3 separate regions of the Homo sapiens genome follow, and all the other regions are linked to region 1. Evidence: chromatin loops called from intact Hi-C (ENCODE). Cell type or tissue: heart left ventricle. All regions are shown on one strand.

What was found. Peaks named below come from ENCODE experiments on the same cell type or tissue, not always from the same donor. Only the 100,000 strongest peaks of a DNase experiment are listed, where the experiment ranks them.
Region 2: a loop joins it to region 1, with 5 times the contacts of the local background. A loop is called at or near these places in 82 of 110 quality-filtered maps.
Region 3: a loop joins it to region 1, with 2.5 times the contacts of the local background. A loop is called at or near these places in 22 of 110 quality-filtered maps.

Annotation. Positions count from the first base shown.
Region 1 is chr1:116,480,653-116,488,652 of GRCh38, forward strand. LOC112268235 (a long non-coding RNA gene) reads left to right here. Exons shown (of 2, transcript XR_002958352.2): 1 at 1-8,000. Among named protein-coding and RNA genes, the nearest start is that of LINC01762, 5.8 kb to the left of the region's middle. RefSeq lists an enhancer at 2,696-3,196. In heart left ventricle, a CTCF peak has its summit at 4,782 (motif pointing left); DNase peaks (open chromatin) are centred at 3,062 and 4,779; H3K27ac peaks cover 1,181 bases.
Region 2 is chr1:116,357,412-116,365,411 of GRCh38, forward strand. No RefSeq gene overlaps it. Among named protein-coding and RNA genes, the nearest start is that of ATP1A1, 12 kb to the right of the region's middle. In heart left ventricle, a CTCF peak has its summit at 3,533 (motif pointing right); no DNase peak of the experiment used is centred here.
Region 3 is chr1:116,228,186-116,236,185 of GRCh38, forward strand. No RefSeq gene overlaps it. Among named protein-coding and RNA genes, the nearest start is that of MAB21L3, 120 kb to the left of the region's middle. RefSeq lists an enhancer at 2,543-3,080. In heart left ventricle, a CTCF peak has its summit at 4,870; no DNase peak of the experiment used is centred here.

The sequences.
Region 1 (8,000 bases):
CAGTATGGGAAGATATAAAAAGTCCTCTGGAGATGGATGGTGGTGTTTGTTGCATAATAATGTGAATATATTTAAAGCCAACAAACTGCGCCTGTAAAAATAGTTACAATGGTACATTTTATGTTATGTATATTTTACCACAATCAAAAATTGACAAGAAAGTCCCACAGACACTTCACTAGGCCAATCCAGTGTAACAGCTTGCATGACTATAATACATTATCAAAACCAGGGAACTGACATTGGTACAACCCAGACTCATTCAGACTTCACAAGTACTCGTGTGTGTGCGCGTGTGTGCGTGTGTATGTGTGTGTGTGTGTGTGTAGCTCTATGCAATTTTATCACCTGTGTGGCGCTGTTTCATCACAAGCCACTCTTTGTGCTGTCCTCTGTGGCCACACTTGCTCCTTCCTGACAACTAACCTGTGCCTCATCTCTATAATTGTTTCACTTAAAAAATGTTACAAAATGAAGTCATACAGTATGTAACCTTTTGAGATAGGCTTTGTTCACCACATAACTGCCTCGAGATCCACCCACGTTGTTGCATGTATCAATAGTTTATTCCTTTTTATTGTTGGATAGGACTCAATGATATGGATGGAAATGTTTGATTATATTTTTACATCTACCATTAATAAATTCAATTTTCTGTCCACATTAAGACCATCGGTGAATGGACTTGATTCCAATGTGACCACTACAGGAATGGCGTCCAAGGGGCTCACCAGAGCATCCTAGCCTCCACCCACCCATGCAGGGGCTTTTGTCTGGGCCATAGGCTGTTTCATTGAAGAAATGGGTCCTACCGGGCCAGCTGTTCTGCCTACTGACTTTCAGCTGTGGGGACCACAGTGCATAGGCAGTAAGATAGACAGGAACACCTTCAGTAAACAGAGAAGGTACAGTCTCAACCCCCGGCTTGCCCAACCTCAGGGCTGAGACTCCAGCAGTGGCATCATGGGAACAGGCAGCTGGGGTTCCTTTAAGAAGGAAGGTAAACTCCAGCAACAGTTGTTTAAAAATATGATGCTTTCCAATTCTCAGAGGGGAGCTTTTATATTTCCACCACTCACTGTGGCCCAAACCTCACTGTGCTGGAATTTAGCTGTCCCCTTGACTGTTGACCCCAACACAGCATCAACTCCCAGCCCCGAGCCTCACAAAATGCCTGGCCCCCGTGAGCACACAATAAATGTTGCCGCAGGAGTTGGTGTTATTGAAGGAGAGAGGCGAGTCAAAGGGGCCTACAGAGGATGACCAACTCTAACAAGCAAGAGCTGCTTTCATTTCATTTTTAAAACCTGCTACCTTAGCTCTGGCAGGAGCCAGAGTACGAGAGAGGAGCAATAAAACCATCCCTTTCTTCCTCTCACTTCCAGCCCTGACTGCCCTCCCCTCATCCCTTCACACCCCAGATCTTCCTCCCAGACTCTAGGGAGAACTTTGTGTTCTGGGGAGGGTGGGGCTTCTTACTGAAGGGCAGGTGTCAGTGTAGGTGAATAAGCAGGTTGGGTGGGGGTTGGGTGAAGGTGAGGTCACTCAAGGGGACTCTTCGGCCACGTAGGAATGAAGGAACAAGATTGAAGTCACACCCCCCAAAAACCAACAGAGGTTCTTTGAGCCTTTTCCTCCAACTCTCCTTCACCACATCCATGCCTTAGCTTCCCAACCTTGGCCTCTTTGCTATGGGCAACCTGAATAGTTTGCATTTCTAGACAAATAGGTGAAAGAAAAGAGCAGCCATAACCCAACATCCCTGTAACTGGCCCGGGGCCCCAGATCCTGGGACTTTCCCCAACAGCTGGATACTTCTTCCTCTGTGAAAGATAACAGGGATTGGCTGGAGCTAACCCAAAAAGCAAGCAGACATAGACACAGGCTCTTGGAAAAGACCAAATACTACTCAAACCCAGGGATTTGGTTTCCCCACCCCCAAGGACCCAGGAAGAGGTTGCTCACAGCTGGGTGAGGTGCAGCACTTTCCACAGGAATCATGGCCTGGCTCTTTCCAGGGTAGGGGAGGAGCAGGTGCCGCTCCTCTCTGGGCATGCGTGCCTCCTGGGTGTCCTTCATGGAGCTTACACAGTGTGCTTTACACAGAGGCTATGGCCTCTCTGGAAGAGTTAAGATCTTTCTATAGCTCTTGAGATGGAGTATTTAACACCAATAAAGGCTTTCACCACCTCCTCAAAGCTTTGAACTGTTTTGTTTTTTAGAGATGGGGTCTTGCTGTGTTGCTCAGACTGGTCTTGAACTCCTGGGTTCAAGCAATTTTCCTGCCTCAGCCTCCTGAGTAGCTGGGACTATAGTTGCCAGCCTGGGTTTCCATCTATATCTTAATAACCAGAGTTGCTGTGCACTGTATCTAGGATTTGGCTTACTTGGCAAACTCTATGTCATAAAATCAGTATTTCTTCAATAAACTCAATATTTATTTACTATGATCTGGCAGCTGAAGTAGCCCAAACTTCTGACCTATATTCTGTAAGGTGGAAGAGTGGGCCTTTTAGTAGAAATCTCCAAGACCTAAGAATCTCTATTGAGACCCTGGGGTTAATGCAGGCTCCACCAAATCCAAGTGCTGGCTGGGAGACAGGAGTCAGCAGGATTTCACTGAGATGGTCAATTTTTATCCAGAATAGGGCTATGCCTGCATTAATTTGTCACCAGTGGAATGAAAATACAAACCCGCTGAGTATGATAGTTTGATATGAGGAGTGGTCAGTTATATAGAAAATTTAAAACAGAAAGCCCATGAGAAGTTTGCCTTTGGAAATGCCCATTAACTCCTTCCTAACAGGGTGACAGAGAGCTGGTGCCACCACAGGGAGTGTGCTTGTCAGAGCAGACCTCCTCCCCAGGTGGACACCATGACCCTTCACATCCTCCAGATCAAAGCTTCACTTTCCCCTGCTCACAGTGGCTTCTTGGACGACCATGTCTAAACCAGACCCTGCCTGCTATTCTTGACCAGACAGAGAGAACAGCCTGAGTGAAGACTCTGAGGCAGGAGTGAGCATGGCATTAGCAGGGCCTGGCAGAAGGCCAGGATGATGGCCACACTGAGTGCTGGGAAACACAGCACAAGATAAGCCTGGAGAATTGACAAGGGCCGGTCTGTGCAGAACCTGAGGGCCATGGCAAGAAGTCTGCCTTTTCTCCCCATGTCCAGAGCAGGGAAGAAGGATTTGCAAGTTTCTCACACATGCCTTGGCTTAAGCAAAGCTTGCTGGCCTCCTTCAAGCCATAGCACAGGGTGGCGTTTGCCGTGCCTGACTCCCCAAGCTAGGCACTGGGAGTCCAAGTGAACCATCTGGAGGGGTCAACAGTGACGTGAGCAGATAAGCCACAGCACATTGAGCTAGAGGAGGAAAGAGGAATGTGCACATCCCTGCTTGGATGTGGGGGCAGGAGGGGGAGGGCTCCAGGAAACCTCGCACAGATTCTTTGGGCTGCCTAAATCCCGCTGCTCCATGTCTAGGTGGCTGAAGCGCCTCCTGGCCTGCCTCAACCCCTCCTCTGGCCTGTCCTGTTTACCAGCCCTGCCACCTGCCCACTCTAAGAGGCTCCACCCTTCCTTGGAACACGGAGTTCTCTGCCTCTGGACTCTGGGGAGGGTGAGATTGTTGAGGCAGGCGGGCGAGCATGAGAGGGAAGGAAGAGGGAGGGAGGTCAAAGATACAAGGTGAGCTGGAGAAGAAACGGACTGTTTTGAGGATTTCCCCTCACACATTCTGGCTCCTACCTCTGACCGAAAGCAAAGGGAGCAGCTTTTACCAATGGAATGAGGCCAGGGTGTGTTGGCTTACACCCATAATCCTAGCACTTTGGGGAGGCCAAGGTAAGAGGATCAGTTGAGCTCAGGAGTTCAAAACCAGCCTGGGCAAGATAGCGAGACCCCATCTCTACAAAATTTTTTTTTTAATTGGCAGGCATGGTGGCATGTGCCTGTGGTACTAGCTACTTGGAGGCTGAGGTTTGAGGATCTCTTGAGCCCAGGAGGTCAAGGCTACAGCAAGCCATGATCGTGACACTGCACTCTAGCCTGGGTGACAGAGTGAGACCCTGCCTCTAAATAAATTAAATCAATCAATCAATACCAATTAACTAACTAACCAACCTGTCTATCGGGGTCAGTCAGCTCTTATAGTCCCACCTGAATTCTGCTTTGCCTTCTCCTGCAACAGCAACGCCTTCGAAAGTGCTTACTGTGTGCTAGGCAGGCGTTGCACATGGACAGGGACTGGGAGTTCAGATGGCCAGCTGGCCTGCTGTCTGGGGACAGGGGGTTTCCCAGGACCTGAGACTTTCAGTACTAAAACCAGGACAGTCCTGGGCAAGCTGGAACAGCTGGTCACCTGGTGGGAACTGAGCACCCATGGAGTCAGCAGAGAAGGAAGGCGGCACCACAGCATAGCTGGTGGTGGGAGCAAGCAGGAGTCTTTTCCTCCTTAGCACTGGAAGCGCCACTCTTGGCATTTACCTCCCTTCCTGAATGGAGCCCCACCTGTTTTTATGAGGCCTCCCCAGGCCAAGCCCTCAGGATGGGCAGGGGTGGGTTGAGACTGTGCTGTCTCTGCTGTTTGCTAAGGTTGTTCTCATGGTATCACGCTGCCAGAGACTGTCCACTTGGCTCACATTGATGGAGGTCAGCTAAGGACAGGCTGATTAGCTGGCCCCTCAGGGCCTTTCTCTTGGTGACACAGCCTCTGGCTCAGAACAAAGGCCCCTCATTTTGCTGAGGCACAGACTCTTGAACGTGAGAGTGCTGCCACCTGCTGGTCACAGCGCTGCTTCCAGAAGGGGAGCTGGAGCCTCAGGAGGGAGACTGGGCCATGAGCCCAGGTCTGTAGCCTCTCTGTGGGCCACAGCACCACCTCCCAGCATGCCCTGGGCCAGATAGCTGAAGAAAAGAAGCTGGGGACCCCCCTAACAGGTATGCCTTGAAGGGGACTGCAAGGCTCTCTCATGCCAGAACTCTCTCAGGCTGGCCATGGATTCCCAGAATTCCCAGCCAGCGTGGGCACTCTTAGCTATAATAGAACCCTCGGCCCAGTGGTGTGCTGGAGCTGCTGGGCAGGAGGCAATCATCAAATATTCAGGAAATTTACCAGCTGCACTGGTCATGGTGGGAGTATTTACACCATGGAAATTGGCAAAGGCTACAGATTAAGAGTTTTCTCCACCCGTAACTCTTCCTCCAGTGGATTTATCAGTACACCTTTGCAAAACCTCTATCAAACTTAAAATGTTGTCACCTGAGAAGGGGCAAGTACCAGCCTGTTTGTAAAGGTTTCTCAGATAAAGCATCAAGTATGGAATTGGCATCATAGAGAAGAAATACATTCTGATAAGAGGGAGATTGTGAGGAAGGAAATTTTGTTAAGCTCCCTAAGAACAACTAAGGTAATAGTTAAGGGCTCTGCGATGAGAAACACATGGATTCAAGTAGCAGCTCTTCTACTTGCTAACTGAATGATGCTGGTCAAATTGCTTCATCTCTAGCTTCCAGTTTCCCTGTCTGCAAGTGGGGGTATTGGGAGTAGTTGCCTCATGTAGTTGTGAGGTGATGCGTTTGATGAATCTAAGTGCTTAGAACATTGCCAGGCAGAAAGCAAGTGCTCAATACATCTTAGATATTATCAGATATTGATTAGAACCTCCACTTCAGCAGGCTTAAACTGATCTTGACATCTTCCTGGTAAAACCAGTTTCACCTCTAGATGTCTTTTACAGGGTTGGGGAATGAAGACTGGTTCTTCCATCCTCCCCGGCAGCTAACCTTTAACATCAGCCTCGGTTTGGGCTATTCATTTGTACTTGTCCCCTACAGTTAGTATGTAAGAAAATGTATCCCCTATACTCTTAATATGATAAAGTACATCCTGAATGTAAAGTATCTAAGCAGTGAACACTTGCCAAACCAACCCAAAATATTTTGTGTAAATGAGTCACTGGCCAGTTAAGAGGTCAAGTATAGAAAGGGCAGGACTCAGATCCGATTCCAACTCCAAGACCTGAGTCATCCTCAGTTGTATTGCATCTGATTTAAAGGAAGATTATGTTAACAAGACACAAATTGAATAGAATTGGGGAAAATGGGAATCTGAGAGCAGTGCTCTTTCAGTGGAAAGAGACATGGGGCTTAGAGGACATGAGCTCCCCTCTCATGAGAGTGGAGGGCTTGGTTGTGCAGTAAAGAGAGTTGGTGAAGTTTCTATAGAGCCTGATGGACTAAAGCCCAAGAACTGACCTGATGGACTTGCCCCATCCAAGACTCTGGTCACCCCTCAATCTTTGAATGAATACTTTGGCTTCTTGGGTGCTAAAATCCTTGGAAGATGTGTCCTTAGATGAGATACATATATTTCCATTGTTAAAAAGTTATAAATGAGTTTGCATTATACTCTTTTGACTTTTGTTATATGGACAAAGATTAGGTTAGATTTGGTTGCATAAAACAGACAAAACAGTAGCATAAATAAAATGTACATTTATTTCTCTCCCATGTCAATGAAATCCAGATGTTGGCAGCCTGGGACAAGTATGGCAACTCTACAGTCATCATCAGTCACTATCTTATAGCTCCATTATCTTCAACATGAGTTTTTGTCTAGTGGTTTAAGATGGTCACTGGAGCTCCATCCAGGCTGCTTTCTTGCCAACAAAAAAATCATATTTTCCCAAAGTCTGACAAATCACTGCCCAGGTGTACTCATGCAAACCCATTCTGATGCAAGAAAACTGAAAAATGTCTTTATTCCAACTAGGGGTAGGAGGCATTTGCCTAGCTAAAAATTAAGGATTCTATTTTTAATAAAGTAAGGTAGCTAGATATTGGTGGACAGCCCACAATCTCTACCAAAGTAGATCAATTTCCCTAAGCCTGCTCATTTTTGACATCAGAGAACTGCTGCACAACAACCCCCAGGATAAACCACCCTGTGAGCCCAGGAAGAGAAGATGGCTGGATTCCCTCTCAACACTCTCCTGCCTCAGTGTGAATTTAATCCCCATACCCCATAAGCCCCAGAGCCTCCATTCTGTTGCTGCTACAGCACCTGTCCAAAGTTCCCTCCTTTCCAATTTTGGTCTCATCACTAAACTTCAGACCTCCGTGACCACTGGTCTGGACTTTTGCAATAATGCCCTCATTGTTCTTCTGCCTCTACTCACTCTCCAAGCCTTTCTGCTGATGGATTGCTCTTCCTGAGGCACAAGTCCCACCATGATATATCCCTGCTCAAGAATGTCCATGGTTTCCCATTTTCTGCCCTAAAGTCTAAATTCCTTAGAATCCTGAAGGCTTTCTATGACAAGGCCTTTCCCTGAATTCCTAAGCTCATCACTCTGAAGACACTTGGAGATCCAGCAAGTGCCACTCCTTAAATATGACTTGAACACTTCTGCCTCCATGCCTTCCTTCCTGCTCTTCTTTCTGCTTGGCATGCTCTTCCTTTGTCTCAGCCTGCCTAAATCCTACCCATCTCACAAAGCTCAGGACAAAGGCCTCCTCCCCCATGAAGCTTTGCCCAAGCTAGAATGACCGTCACCCTCCTAAGTGTTGCCACAGGGCATTATGCTTCCATTCGGCTCACATTACAAGTATTTCTGTGTTCCCTACTAGAGTGGGGCTGGGCTATGCTTGCTTGCTCACAGCATCTCACATTAGTGCCTGCCATATCAGCAACATGCAATGAGCGTTGGTAGAACTGAATTGCAGAGTACAGCTGGGGCTCCGTGGAACAGAACCAGTTGGAAATAGGATGTGAATGAGAACAGCTCACAGAATGACCTGCTGTGCCTGCCAGAATTTGGAAAGTTGGGGTGACCACTGACACCACTCTGGGAGCAAGTATTCGGGTTCCACTTAAATATACAAATGTAGGCCCAGGACTTCCACCAAAATGAAGCCCCTTCTGGGCTTGTGTTTGAGGAGCTGTATAGGGTGATAGAGTGACACTGGTAAGGATTGCTGTCCTCTCTACTTTATT
Region 2 (8,000 bases), 120 kb before region 1:
ACTGCCACCTCTGCCTCCCAGGTTTAAGCTATTCTCCCACCTCAGCCTCCCAAGTAGCTGGGACTACAGGCATGTGCCACCATGTCCAGCTAGTTGTTTCTATTCTAGTAGTGACAGTGTTTCGCCATGTTGGCCAGGCTGGTCTCCTGGCCTCAAGTGATCCATCCACCTCAGTTTCCACTATGGACAGTTTCTCTGAGGCATGTACTCAGAAAGGAGATTGCTGAGTCATAGGATCATGCATACAAGATTTCTATAAAAATTGCTATATTGCTTTCTGGAAGAGCTATAGTAATTTACCTTCCCACACCAGCAGGGCAAAGGTTTTGTTCCAACTTATACTCAATAGCCCTTGGTGTTGTCTGATTGTGTAGATTTTGCCAATCTGATGGATTTGAAGTACCATCTCAATAGTGCTCTGTTGTGCTGTTCTCTGATTGATGGTTAGGTTGAGTATCTATGTCTTCAGGAGATTATAAACCACTCAGGATTCCCCTTCTGTGAATTGCCTATCCGCATCGTCTTTTTTTCTATCACTTTTTTCTATCTTTATTATTGCTGACCTGCATTAATCTCTGGTACATTCTAGCTATTGATACCTTTAAAGTTTTAGGCATTGCAAAGACTTCTAGAATGTCACCAGTCACTTGTCACTGTTAACTTTGTTCACGATGCCCTTCATTGAACACAAGTCTTTCATTTTTGATTAGTGTACAATTCGTCAATTTATTTCTTGACAGCTTGAGCATATGAGGCTTTATTTAATAATTTTTCTACCACCCAAGGGCAAACAGATATTCCCCTACATTTTCTTCTATTCACTTTACAGGTTTCCTTTCACATTTTGAAATTACTCCATTTTGAGCTTTTTTTTTAAATGGGTCAATATAGGGATTCAACTGTATTTTTCTCCCTATAGTAATACTTTTCTCTGAAGTATTTTCTAAATTGGCCTTTTCTTTTGCTATGCACTTGTCAAGCTGTCCCCATCATTACTTATTTTTCACAGATGCACAGTTTGATTTGGGGACTTTTCATTTTTCCCTTTCGTCTCTTTGCTTATTCTGCACCTAAACTTTATAACATCAGTTACTATGTCTTTCTCAAATCTCATTTTCTAGTAAAATGGTTCTATTCTTTTGTTCTTTTTCAAAATTGCTTAGTTACTCAAGAGCCTTTATGCTTTCTTATAAAATTTAAAATCAGTTTACCATAATTTCAGAAATTCCTACTGTGATTTTGATTGGAATTGTCATGAAATACATAAAACAATCTGGAGACAAATGACATAATAGCAACAATAAATTGCCCTAGTCATTTATTTAGGTCTTTTCTTTTTTCTTTTAATAGAGCAATAGAGCTAAAATGTTTTTCTCAGTAAAAATTCATACATTCTTTATTACTATAATACCAGACACTCTTGTTGCTTCAGTAAATTATATCTTTATATATAATTTTATAAATTCATGCTATATTTGATATTTGTACCCTGTGGTGTCTTCAGGGCTGCATATGAGAAGAGGGAGCCAACACCTGAGGGATATGCCCTCTTGTTTGTAATCATATTTAATATCTATATATTCATGCACATATTCAACATCTTGTTCCATTGGTAACTAGTGGTCCCAATAAAACTGGAATCTTCATTAAGATGATTACCTGAATACTAAATTTCATATTACTTTCCTAAAGACTTAGTTCAGTGCTATATACACATAGACAGGAGACAGCTATAGCCTGAGAGGTACACAGCTGAACTGAAATCAAAAGACTTGAGTGAAATCTTTTCTGTACCTCTGACTCTGAGCCAGGCCATAATCCCTCTGAATCTCAGCTTCCTCATTCCTAACACATGATTAATGAGGTTGTCACAAAAATTCAAAGAGAAAATAGATTTATCATGCACAGAATTTGACATGTGGAACCAATGCCCTGCTATTTGAATCTAAAGGCAAGAAATGCTTAAATCAGCTACAGCCAAAGAAGAGTAATGGCAGGAAAGCATTATAACTTCAAAAACTGTTTTCCAGTGGTTAAACATTATTACCAAAGTTACTTCAGTCAAAGACATCAAAGAAAATTTATAATCTTGTCTCCAGATAACATGTACGTTCATCAGTTGCGGCTGAAAAGAAAAGTTCCCACCACCCTGAAGACCATCACTGGCCCTGGACTTCCTAAAGCAGCCCAAGAAACATTTTCTCTGGAAATCTGGTCTTTTGTGTGAGAGTGAAAGCTACTGTGGGTGTTGCAATACTTTTCCTCTGCAAAGAGATGATTTTAGCAGAATCCCAAATAGCACAATAGAATTATCTGTATTCATATGCAAATAAGCACATTTTAAAATATAGTTGAAACAAATAGGAATCCCTTTTATTTCCAATCTCATCTCATGTTTCCATAATGGAGATACTGGGATTAAAGATGATTATAAAGTGAATGTAGATTTGTGAGAAGTAGGCTATCATGAGAAATGCTGGGGGTGTGGAGCCCTTGCAAACACTTCCCAGGATCCGAAAGCAGAAAGGATAGAGGAAAGGCATTAGACTAAGCCATGAGAGTCATGGCAGGAAGAGGATTTGAAGAATGAAGCTTGCAGCACTCTTGTTGAAAGACTGAAGGTAAATGACTGGGCACCTCTTCAATAGCAGCCCTCACTGACCACACTAACAAAAATATTCCCCACACAGCCCCACCTCCTCCCTAGTTACTCTATCATACCACCACCACCTGCTTCATGGTTCTCTTTGAGCTGATAACTATGTTGTATTATCTTGCTTATTTGTTTGTTTGTTTGTTTCCTTTGCTGTTATTTATTTCTTCCACTAGGCTGGAAACTCTGGAGGAACAGGGACATGGCCTATCTTGTTCATGTGCCTCGATCAGTGCTAAGCACAGAATGGACATTCAATAAATGCTATTTGAATGCAAAAAGGGAGTCCAGATCTATCAGAAATGAGGTAATAGCTGTTTCTTGATTTTTTTACATCACACATGGGCATTAGAGGATCTTTGTGGTAGGAAGTAAAATGAGAGGATAGAAACTTACTATAAGGTGCTTTTGTGGAACAAACAACTGTTCAGGTAAGTGCCATCTCAAGCAGTGCTTTGAATTGATCTGCCTGTAACCCTAGGAAAAAAAAAAAGGATGACCATACATTGGCCCTGACCTGTGAATCTACACATTCCTGGGTTTATCTTTCAGATAATTACTGTGGAGTAATATGAGACATAGAGTCTATGGCAATGGCCTTGAATAAATGAGTAATGCAACAAGTTATAAAGTTCTTAAAAGAAAGCCTGAGTATATCTCCTCATTCTTTTGTGCTTCTCTAGCCTATTTCCTTTACATATGGTGGCTGGAGTTGTGAGGGGTGAATTTCTATAAAGTAATAATCGATTGTTCTGTTTTTCCTTTGCTCATACCCCTCTCACTTTATTTTTTGAGGGAGAGAACAAAGAGAATAGGACGGGAAAAATGTCAGACTTCTAATGAAATTACAATTAAAAAAAAAAGAAAGTGATAACACTAAAACCATAAGGCAAACCAGCAGGGGGTGTTAAAGATAAAATTACCACTCAGAAGTCAATGGAAATGTAGTTACAGGCAATTATTGCATGTTCTCTGAGTCTCTTATAAGTGAATTGACCTTTAAAAATAAAATTGCTCTTGATTGTTTTTTAAATCTCATTTTCTGTGCTTCTGAGATTATTTCCAACTGATGTCCATATACTTTTAAAATCTCCAAATGGATTATTATAAATAATAGTTAATCAAAATTTCTTAGATTATTAACCTTCCCTTAAATTTAAAAAATATTTATGTTGTGTATCTCACAATCAATAAACAAATCATGGCAGTGCCATAAAGCAGGCTGTCACACAGTCATGAAATAATCTGTTTTAAGCACTATTTTAAGATACACAGGAATGTTCATTATATAATCTTAATCATTGTATAAACAGGTATAAAACCACACATAGAGAATGTCTTTGTGTTTTCTTGTGTTTAAAATTATTATGGAATTATGAGTGTGATTATGAGTGAGTTTTGTTTTCATATATAACTATTTCTCTGTAATTTCTGAGTTCTCTTTAGTAAACATGTCAGACTAAAAATCAGAAAAAAAATTCATAATAATGCTCAGATACCTTTGAACAGAATTTAATTTATCTGTAAGGTATTTGTTTCTATAGGTAAAGAATAGACACTATTCTTCTTTTTTAAATGGAAATACTGAGGCATCATGAAATGCCCTGCTTCTAATCATATAATTCATGGCAAAGAACTGGAATCAGAAATAGAAACCAACCTCCTGGATTGGCAGGATTTATCCTCCTCTTTACTTACATAAACCTGGTGAGAAATGTGCAGGGACAGTCTTTCCCTGGGGCCTCTGGGTGGCTGGCCCTGCGGGACTGCCTTCCTCTCTGCACTGGGTGTCTCTAGAGGAGGCCCAGTGTGTGAGTGAGCCCAAGGCTTTCCTTCCGTGGATCGGCTCTCTCCAACCTTCTACTAAGGGAAGGGAGGAATCCTGGAATATAGCTGCAGATTTTCAAAACTTTTAAACAATTGGATCTATCTGGTTGAGATAATTTCAGATACAAATGCTACTGTCAGCAAAGGGCAATGTTTCTATGTTGCTAAATTGCTGGAAGCCTAACTTCAGAATCACTGTGTTCTTGTCTCCCTGAACAATGCTTGAGAACAGGGACTATGCCTATTTTTTTCCAAAGACTCCTAAACCAGTCCCCAGTACAGAGACATTATGCTCATCATGAAATCTTTGTAAATATGTATTAACTCACTGGTCATTAGCCTTCGAACATTGCACCCAGGGGCACTAGTTCATGTGCTGGTGGACAGCACGTGCCACATGCCCTGTCTCACCACCATATGAGATGGCGCGTTCATCAAATGTGGGATCTCTGAATTTCCATCTGGAGAATCAGTAAATCTTTTCACTTACTTTCAAGTGGCTCTTTTAATTTTTTAAAGTGCCAAATGACAACTATGTCTTTCTTTTGGTCCTGGCTCTTAATAAACAACAACAAAAAAATTGGTTATTTGTCCCCACCCATAGAGATTTGGCTTTAACTGGTCCCAAATGATGTGCAGGCATTGGTATTTGAAAAAATATTTTTTGACGATCCTAAGGCTCAGCCAGGGTTGAGAACTACTGATTTAAACTGTGAATCTTTGTGAATCTTTGCCTCTATGACATATTTAGTATCTGTGATTTATCTGATGCCAAGTCTTTGGTCAAGAATGCAACATCCAATTATAACACAGATCCCACGGGTAAGACCAGTTTTAGGATTTTCCATGTGGTTTCCAGAAATGTACTGCAGTATTGTTGGATATTTTATACTTGGCCGATGCTCCAATACCCTCAAAAAAAGTACCTAGGAGAGACCTGTTTCCTTGATGTTTGTAGAGATTGTGGGAGTGCCCAAGAAAAAATCACAATATGGGTCTCCTACAAAAGCCTAATCTTTTATTATCAGTGAGACATGGTAAGAAGAGTAGCCTGAACAAGGAAAATGAAGTTACCCAAGGAATCTCTGATGCCTATGTTGAAAGAGGGGAGTTGTGCTGCTAAGACAACAGCCCCTGTCCCTAGGGTACTGGGACTCCAGGTCCCTCCAGCTTCCCTGCATCCCTATCCAGCAAGGGGACCTAGAATCAGTACTTTCCCCACCACTGCTCTATTCCAAAGCACGAGGAATCTGATTTTTTTGAACTCTAAGCAAAGATTCAGATGTGAGAAGATGGAGTCTTACCTGATTAAAGCCAGGAGAAGAGACTATTCTACATAAAGGCAGAGATGTGGATAGATGGATGCCATGGCATCAGTGAGAGAAGCAAGAGTGGGCCAAGGAACCAAGAGAGTTGAGATAATGTCCATTTGGCAAGAAGGAGGAGAATGAAGAGACAATAACGTCTCAGAGGCTTAAAATGTTAGTGATTCAAGATCGATATTGGAAGAGTCTTATTGGACAGAAATTAGTTTTGAGGAGGAAGTTCATGAACTTAAATGCCTGAGGACAGGATATTGTGGATAAAATAATATTATGGCACCTTTTCAAATTTAGGCAAGTGGTCATTTATTGGATTAAGAAAGGAGATCATGAGGCTGAGTGAGCCTGCTGGGAGTTGGTCCAGGCTACGTGAGGCTGCGTTAGCCTCACTCCCCATCCCCAGTATCTGCTCAGGCCTGCTCCACCTGCACACCAGGCCCAGGCCCCCAAGCAGCTGCCCTCCCTGTCCTCATCAGAATTTTTCTGTAGGATCCTCCTGTTCTCCTTAGCTTCTACGGGAGCCAAGATGGCCATGGAGTGGAGCTGAGCAACATCACCCAGCAGCCTGAGGAGCCCCTGTGCAGGTGTGATGCAGGGTCCAGGGGACTGTCATTGGAAGGAGAAGTGGCTTCCCAGGAAAGAAGCTGAGGGAGCTAATCCTGAGCCTGGGAACCCTGTAAAAAAATTTTAATTTAACCTTACCTTGACAAGACCGGGCACGGTGGCTCACACCTGTAATCCCAGCACTTTGGGAAGCCGAGGCGGGCAGATCACTTGAGGCCACGAGTTTGAGACCAGCCTGGCCAACATGGCAAAACCCCATCTCTACTAAAAATACAAACATTAGCTAGGTGTGGTGGCACATGCCTGTAATCCCAGCTACTCGGGAGGCTGAGGCACAAGCCGAGATCAGGCCATTGCACTCCAGCCTGGGTGATAGGGCAAGACTCTGTCTCAAAAAAAATAATAATAATAAAATAATAATAATAACAATAATTTTACCGTGACTCAATTTTGTTAAAAGGAAGATGCTTCCGTGGATTCTCTCAACTTGAAAACAGTTTGTGTGTGTCTGTCTGTGTGTGTGTGTTTGTGTGACACATAAGTACACAGGGCATCATGGAAAATTCTGTTTTAAAGGAGCTGGTCTTTTAAATTACATGTTTTGGATAAGCCTCATTTTTTTTGTTTAGAAGCAAAATATTTCTGCTCTCAGAATTGATTCTTTTCTAGTGGCCCCTAACGCTAAGGAAACAGCATGGTGCAGTGGAAAGAGAAGGGGCTGGGGATCTCACTTTGACATTAAGCAGCAGCTCTGTGACCCTGGAGAAAGCACATGTACCCACTCAGCATCAATCCCACCCTGTAAAAGAGGAGGGGAAATTTCTGGCATAGAATTCTCATTCCATAAGCTCAGTGCTGTTTGTAAAACCCAACCTACTTGTGAACAAGAGCTCTATCCTATGCATATCTACCCTCTCAATTCACGAATCCAATGTTGCCTGAGCAAAGCTCCCACTTGCGCTCAATTCTGTTGCAGACATTTCAGACACATGGGAAATGGACTCAGAGGACTTGCTCAAGACCACCCAAGTTCATAGCAGTTCTGTTTTATGCTATATCTTGTCCTAGCCAACCCTTTCTCTTGACATCAGCTCTGTCTGTGCACATAGATGGACAGCATCATTGGCCCAGACCGCTCTGGCTGGGGAGGTGCATATTTGACTTAATAAATGAGAGTCTGAGGTGGGGGAACAGGACGGCACTTCCACAAACCGTTCATGCTGCATGATTATGCCTCCCCTGGAGGAACAGGAGTAAACTGGCAATGAAGAAAGCAGCAGAGAAGGGTAGGATTTGGCATCCAAACCTGAGGTAGATCCTTGACATCTCTCCCAGGCTGCCCACTCCTCTCTCCACTATTGGAGGAGCTGGAAACTCTCAGCCTCCTGAGTCCTCTAGGAGAGCAAGGTGATTTAAGTCACACATATTTCTGTGACATGAATGTCCAAACAGGAAGCCAAAGGGAACTGGCTTTGCAGTTTTTTTAAGGCAGCATGTGGCTAGGAATGGACATGACCAATCATTACTGCTATAATTTGACATGTCTCCAGCCTAAGAAATCTACCATGCATTGAGGTAACCTGATATAAAACCGCTTTCACTATTTTGAAATTAAGGTTTCTCCACTGCTCATG
Region 3 (8,000 bases), 250 kb before region 1:
GTGGCTTGTTTTTTGAAACTAAGTGAAAGAAGTTACATTAATTTTGAGGTATTCATTACAGTCCATCATTTCATGATTTTAACTGAGTATGTTAACAAATATGTTTTCTACATTGCTCGGAGTTGGATTGTTTGCAAAGCAGATAAACTTGCTGCTTTGACTTTATTCAAATCATTGATTAAAATATTGAATAGGATTGGGCCAAGGGCAAGGATCCTCCCTTCAGAAGGCCAGGGTTTTATTACTGGATAAGGGCCTTCATCCACCTATGAATCTACCCATGGATACACTGACTGTCCAGCCCACATTTCTCCATCTGATTTTCATCATGATAAATTTGTCAAACTCCTGAACTGACTTAATTAATGCATTAATTATAACTGTCCCTTAGCATTAGAGAAAACTCTAGACCAATGGGCATGGCACAAGTTCATTTTGTGGGTGGAGTCAGAGGAGCAGCAAAATGGGCCCCACAGAGAGATCAGAGCAGCACAGAGGCCCTGGGTATCTAAGGGTGTGGGAGGTTTTGGAGATGAGGAAGTTAGATGATTTCATTCCTTTCACAGTTTGCCCAGGCAGATCTCATAGGGGATATATATGAGCTTTAGTCAGTGAGTATGCAGTTAACTAGCACTTCATAGCGGTGAGACACTGTGGCATAAGCACAGTACTACAAAGACAGTCCCTCCACTCCCAGGACCAGAATCAACATATCCTCATTACGAGAATTTTAGGCACATCTTAAGACTTTCCTGAAGCCCTAGAGCCCTTAAGCTTGGGCAGGAGAGAAACTGTGCTAAACTTCTCTAAGAGCTGGTGTTGGGCAGGGGGCTCCATAGAGCACGTCTTCTGGGGAAGGTTATACAGGATCTGTAATACTACAAAGGGGGCAAAGCTCTGATGCAGGAGTCAAGGAGCCTAGGGAACACTGGACACATACTCTGTGAGACTTGTTGAGCACAGAGAAGCTGGCTAAGACTTCCCTGGGGACTTTTCACCATGGGAGTTTGAATTTAGGTTTGCGTGTTTATGTGAAATTCTTCACATTGAACATTTGTGAGAAGATAGCATTTCAGAATTGTACCAGTTTTGTAGGACTGTTGGAATAAATTATCCCAATGGGTGACTTAAAACAATAGAACTCAGCTGGGCGCAGTGGCTCACGCCTGTAATCCCAGCATTTTGGGAGGCCGAGGTGAGTGTATCATGAGGTCAGGAGTTTGAGACCAACCTGGTCAGCATGGTGAAACCCCGTCTCTACTAAAAATACAAAAATTAGCCAGGTGTGGTGGCAGGTACCTGTAATCTCAGCTACTTGGGAGGCTGAGGCAGGAGAATAGCTTGAAACTGGAAGGTGGAGGTTGCAGTGAGCCAAGATTGCACCACTGCATTCCAGCCTGGGCAACAAGAGTGAAACTCTGTCAAAAAAAAAAAAAAAGAAAAAGAAAAAGAAAAAAAGACAGTGGAACTTGCCAGGCATGGTGGCTCACACCTGTAATCCCAGCACTTTGGGAAGCCGAGGCGGGTGGATTACCTGAGGTCGGGAGTTTGAGACCAGCCGGACCAACATGGAGAAACCCTGTCTCTACTAAAAATACAAAATTAGCCAGGTGTGGTGGTGCATGCCTGCAATCCCAGCTACTCGGGAGGCTGAGGCAGGAGAATTGCTTGAACTCGGGAGGTGGAGGCTGCAGTGAGCCAAAATTTTGCCATTGCACTCCAGCCTGGGCAACAAGAGTGAAACTCCATCACAAACAAAACAAAAACAATAGAACTCTTGCAGTTCTGCAGTCCAGAAGTCTGAAATCATAGTGTTAGCAGGGCCACACTCCCTTCTGAGGCTCTTGGGAAGAATCTATTCCATGCCTCTCTCCTAGCTTCTAGTGACTGGGGCAATCCTTGGCATTCCTTGGTTGTAGACACATCAATCCCATTTCTGCCTCTGTCTTTACATGGCCTTCTCCTCTTCCGTCTGTCTCAAACATCCCTCTGCCCTGATATTATAAGGACACTGGCCATTGGATGTAGGGCCCACTGAATATCCAGGATGATTTCATCCCAAGAGTCTTAGTTTAATTACGACTGCAAAGATCCTTTTTCCAAACCAGGTAACATTTACAAATTCTAGGGATTGAGACATAGATATGCATACATCTTTTGGGGACCACCATTCAAGAATCCATCTTAATCTTCTACCAAGTCACTCTCTCATGTGGACCTGGAGCAGTGTTTTTGCTGCCAAAAGCAATCAAGAGCTGCAGCTGAAAATGAACAGTGTTATGTATCAGCACCTATGGAGGGAAGCATAGTACAGTGTTTACTGGGACATGGAGAAAGGACACATGTGCGTGCACACACACGCACACACACACACACACGAAACATTTTATTTTAAGCCCACCAAATATCAAGCAGAATCTATTTTCCTTAGATATATCACACCAACTGGAGTGCCTGTAAGTACAACTTGGGTGTGTATATGCATTATGTGTTTAAAATAATCATTTAATTAAGATCCATTGTTATTTTCATTTGTTACTTTTGCTTTTTTTTTTTAATAGTTTGAAGGCTGCTTCTCACTTATCATCAGATCATTGCATTCTTCCCTAGTCTCACTCTTTCACTTGACTCCTTTTGCTCCACCCCAGGTCTTTGATGCTCAGCAAACAGCTGATCAGGGGCCTCTTCTTCCTGTTGTTCACCTGGACTCTCTGGCCACACGTGCCCCATTCCTAATAGCTCCTCCCACCTATTCTAATCATCCCCAAATGGCTGCTGTTGGATGAATTAGCACATGAAGACACCCTGGGAGGAGGGCCAGGGAGCAAGACAGTAAAAATCATTACTGCTAAAGGGCCACTGCTTAAGTAGTAGTTGTGAGCTAAATTCTTTCATTCATCATTCTTTTGGCAGATACTCTCTGAGCACCTGTTATGTGCAAGACACCATTCTGGATCCTAGGAGATGGGGGAATGTAAAGATGATCTCTGCCTCTGAAGCATTTAATGCAATTTTGTAACATCCCATCTTTCAGACTGAGAATTTTGAATCCAAAGTAAAGAAGACAAAGTCATGTCAGTAGAGCGGCCATATGGAACATTGTAAATGTCTTACTGTTTTCGTTCTATATAGGCAGGATTCGCATACATTACCTCATTAAAATTAATGTTGTCACCCTGGTGAGGTGAGTCGCAGCTCACAGTTTTCAGAGGAGGAAACTGAGGCTCAAGTGATAAAGGAGTCTGACCCAGCTTCGCAGTCAGTGAGCAGCAGAGCGGGGGTCCGAGTCCAGGTGGCCTCCATGAAGTCTGCAACTCTTTCCAACTCTGCTGTGAAAGAGGTGGGGCTTGTCTTTGCTCTTTCCCACCTCGACTTCTGAGCCATTGTCAGCGCTCCTCCTTTCTCTTCCTCTACTGGTCCTGAGACCCTGTGTCCCTGGGACTCCTGGCCTCCCCCACCCCAAGACTGCTTGCACTGGCTCCTCTTCAGGGTCGTTGCTTCTCAGTTCTCTAATTTGATAAATTACGCTAATGGCTGAAAATAGGTCAAACACTGCACATTTTCAATCCTATTTTAAGCTTTGGGGAGATCAAGCTTCAATAGAAAATGAATACAAAGACTATTTAATGGACATGCTGGGTGAAGGATAAACTACTTTCCTCATAATACAAACATTTATACAGCATTTATTATCTTGGAGGAAATGAGCTAGGAAATCCATGGGCAGTATGGTGCAATCATGCCCCCCCACCATCCCAATGCTGTGGCACAGAAAGTTTGGCATGGAGAGCCGGTCAGAGCTCTGTTTGAGTCCTTGATGTGAGACACTGGCCAAGTGGCAAGCTCTTGTTGCCACAGGTCTGTAAAATGGAGATGAGAATACCTACTCACGAGGTTCCTGTGGGGATTTGATGAGCTATAAGTAGGCATGCCTGCTAGGTATTAGGAGTTTAATTTTTGAATATGTTAGTTCCTTTCCTTCTCAGAAAGCTAACATTGCAGTTAGGGAGGTAAAGTCACTAACAGGAATTTACTTGAGGTTAACTGCCTTTCCAACAGCCTCACCTTTCTGAACCTTGCAAAAGAACCACACAATCTAGGAAGGTGGTACTTATCGGGAACATAAGTGCTGCTTATTGGGATAGGTGACATGCAAACCACAGGATATAAGCACAGGTGAGAGGACACCAGCTCAGGTGAGAGGGCAGGAGTGAAGGCGAGAGGGCAGGGATACAGGTGAGAAGGTTGGGGTGCAGGTCTATGCCAAGTGGGTAAGGTCAAGCATGTATGGGGTTGGAGGGCAGGAAAGGAGGTGGTGGTGCGTGACAGGGAATGTGCCTCCCTTCCTTGAGTCACTTCTTGTCTTCTTGGCAATCTTTAAAAGCATGTCTTGAATTATCAAAATGATATATGCTTGTAAAAAGAAAAAGTCCAAACACTGCAAAATTGTGTAAGTTCTTTATCAAATTCATGTCCATTGCTTCTCTGATTCTCCCAGTCCCGCTGCCTAGCACTAAGTATTAACTGATGTTGTCCTTCCATACCTTCATCTATGCCAGGTCAAACATTTTTTAAAAAATTTTTAAATCATTGCTTTAATTTTAAAACACTGTTTTACCCTAAGAATTGTTCTGCAACTTGCTCTTTTCATTTTTTGTTTTTTTACTCGAAATCTATCATAGCCAATGTTCCACATCAGTAAGTACAGATGTACCTCATTATTTTTGAAAGTGCTGAATAGTACTACATAGCACAGATAGATATAATTTATTTAATTTGTTCTCAGTAAATTGTCCTCAATTTTTTGCTATTATAAACAATGGGCAATTTCTTCATTAATTCCACAGATGTGAACTGAGTAGTTACTATGTATTAGCCACCAGGCTGTGCCTTAGAGACACAAAAGTGAGTAAAAAGGTCACAGTCCTGTGCCCAAGGATCTCGTGGGCTGGGGAAAGCCTACTTCAGTGCAATAATCACACAGGCCAATGTAAATTGCAACTGTGACTGGGAGGCACACAACTCTCTCGGGGATTAAAATAAGAAGCTGTGACTTTGACAGGAAGTGGAGGAGGGCTTCCATAGGGATGATGGCTGAGGCAGTAGCAGTCACCTAGGTGCAGTAGGGTTATAGCTCTTTCATGCAGAGAACAGCTGCAGAATAGGCCAGCTGTGAAAAGAGCTGGAAAGCACAGGACTAAGGCAGACCAGAGTGGCAGTGGGTGGAGCACAGGGAATCAGTGGGGAGGAGAAGCAGCCTGCAGGGCTAGACCAGCAGGGCCTTGAGTCCACTTATGAGGTTTACCCTCTCTCCTGAGAGCCATGTGATTCCATGAGCGTGTTTAATGCACAGCGTGATGCACAGTGGACCTGTTAGGAGGGACTGCTCTGGTGGGAGATGATGGAGCTTGGCCTATGGTGGTGGCTATGGAGGGGAGAGAAGGGAATTCTTAGAAATATTAAGGAAATAAATGTCATTATTAGGGGTTTGGTGACAGAAGTCATGGGGCCTGTGGCCGGGGGTGAGATATCAGAGTGACTCCTAGATTTCTGGCTTGTGTGATTTGCAGTGAGGATACCACTTACTGAGATAGGCAACATGAACCACAGAGGGGGGTAAAGTGGAGGGGGAAAGGAGAGGGCAGGACACAGCCACCTCCCTTGGGCAACATTTGCCATCACTCTCCTTACTAAATATACCCTGTCATAGTAATTATCTTAATTTAATGTAATTGTTCCCTGTTGGTTCATTTTTCTACTTTTACACTCTTCAGGAGCGGGATCTACACCTTTTAATCTTTAAATCCTCACTGCTGTAAAAAATAACTGAAAGTTGTGTGGCTTAAAACAACAACAGAAATGTACAGTTCTGGAGGCCCGCAGTCCACGATCACAGCGTGGGCAGAGCCACACCTCCTCTGAAGGCTCTCTGGAGAATCCTTCTTGGCCTCTTCCAGTGTTTGGAGGCCCCTGGCATTCCCTGGCCTGGGGCAGCATCACTCCATGTCGTCTCTGTTTTCACATGGGCTTCTCCTCTGTGTCTCTGTCCTCCTTTCTCTTAAAAGGACAACTGGTACTGAATTTAGAGCTCACCCTAAATCCAGAATAATCTCATTTTAGGCTCCTTAACTTAATTACCTCTACTAAGGTCTCTTTTCCAAAGAAGATCACATTCACAGGTTCTGAGGGTTAGGACATGGACATATATTTTGTGGGGTCTCTACTAGACCCACTACACTCAGTAAGCACTGGACGGATGAGAGTCGGTCATACAAAGAACAGGGTACAGTTTAATAACGCTGAAGCAGGGAGCACTGGGCTGGGAAACTAGACAGGAGCAAGATCCTGAATGGCGTGTAAACCCAGCTCTGGAGTTAAGACTGTATTCCCTAGAGTATTTTTTCATAACTCACTTGCTCCAAAAATCACCTGGGAGTTAAGACTGTATCCCCTAGGGTGATGTTTCACAACTCACCAGCTCCAGTAATCATCTGGGGTACCTGCTGTTAAACACTCCGATTCCCAGCCCCTTCACAACCTAGTGAATCAGATTTTTCTCATGGGAGTGGACTGAAAATCTGAATGCCTGACAAGTGCCCCAGATCATTGTAATCTCATTCTTAAAACCTATGGAAGCCTTCTAGGGGAGAGGGTCTGTAAAATGGGACAACGGCTACAACAGTTTCTTAAAAGTTAAACATATACCTGCCATTTAATCCAGCCATTCCACTTTGATGGATTTACCTAAGAGGAAAAAAGGCATATGTGTACACAGAGACTTGTAGTTGAGTGTTCATGGCAGCTTTGTTTGTAATAGTAAAAGACTGAGGGCTGGGTGTGATGGCTCACACCTGTAATCCCAGCACTTTGGGAGGCCAAGGCAGAAGGATTGCTTGAGCCCAGGAGTTTGAGACCAATCTGGGCAACACAGGGAGACCCTATTTCTACAAAAACTAAAATATTAGCCAGGTGTGGTGCACATGCCTGCGGTCCCAACTACTTGGGAGGCTGAGGATCGCTTGAGTCCGGAAATCTGAGGGTGCAGTGAGCTGTGATGGCGCCACTGTACTCCAGCCTGGGCGACAGAATGAGACTTTGTCTCAAAGACAACACAAAACTGAAAAAAACCCAGATGTCCATGAACAGGTGAATGGATAAACAAATTGTGGCAAGTACATACAATGGAATTCTACTGGGCAATATAAAGTAATGAAGCACACTTCAACATAGATGAATCTCAAAATAGCTCTGTTGAGTGAAAGGACACAAATAAAAGAGTATATACTCAATGATTCCATTTGTTTAAAATGCTAGAAAATGCAAACTGCTCTAAAGTGACAGCAGATTCATGATACCTGGGGGCAGGTGGGAAGGGAGTGCTGGGGTGAGGGACTAAAAGGGGCACCAGGAAACTTTTGGGGTGAGGGATATGTGCACTGTCTTGATCATGGTTCTGTTTCACAAGCTTATCCATGTGCCCAGACTTATCAAACTGTATGCTTTAAATATGTTCAGTTTATTGTATATCAATTATACCTCAATAAAACCATTTTTAAAAACTCACTGGAACATAAAAATGCATTACAAATTTAATTTTTTTATTTCAACAGCTTTTGGGGTGCAAGTAGTTTTTGGTTGCATAGATGAATTCTATAGTGGTGAATTCTGAGATTTTAGTGCTCCTGTCACCCAAGTAGTGTACATTGTACCTAATATGTAGTTTTTTTATCCGACACCCCTTCCACCTTCCCACTTCTGGCTCTTCAATGTCCAGTATACCACTCTGTATGCCTGTGCATATTCATAGCTTAGCTTTCACTTATAAGTGAGAACATATAGTGTTTGGCTCTCCATTTCCGAGTTACTTCACTTAGAATAGTGGCCTTCAGCTTCATCCAAGTTGCTGCAAAAAAACATTATTTTGTTCCTTTTTATGGCTGAGTAGTATTCCATGGTGTATATCTACCACATTTTCTTTAGCTACTCATTGGTCTTTATCC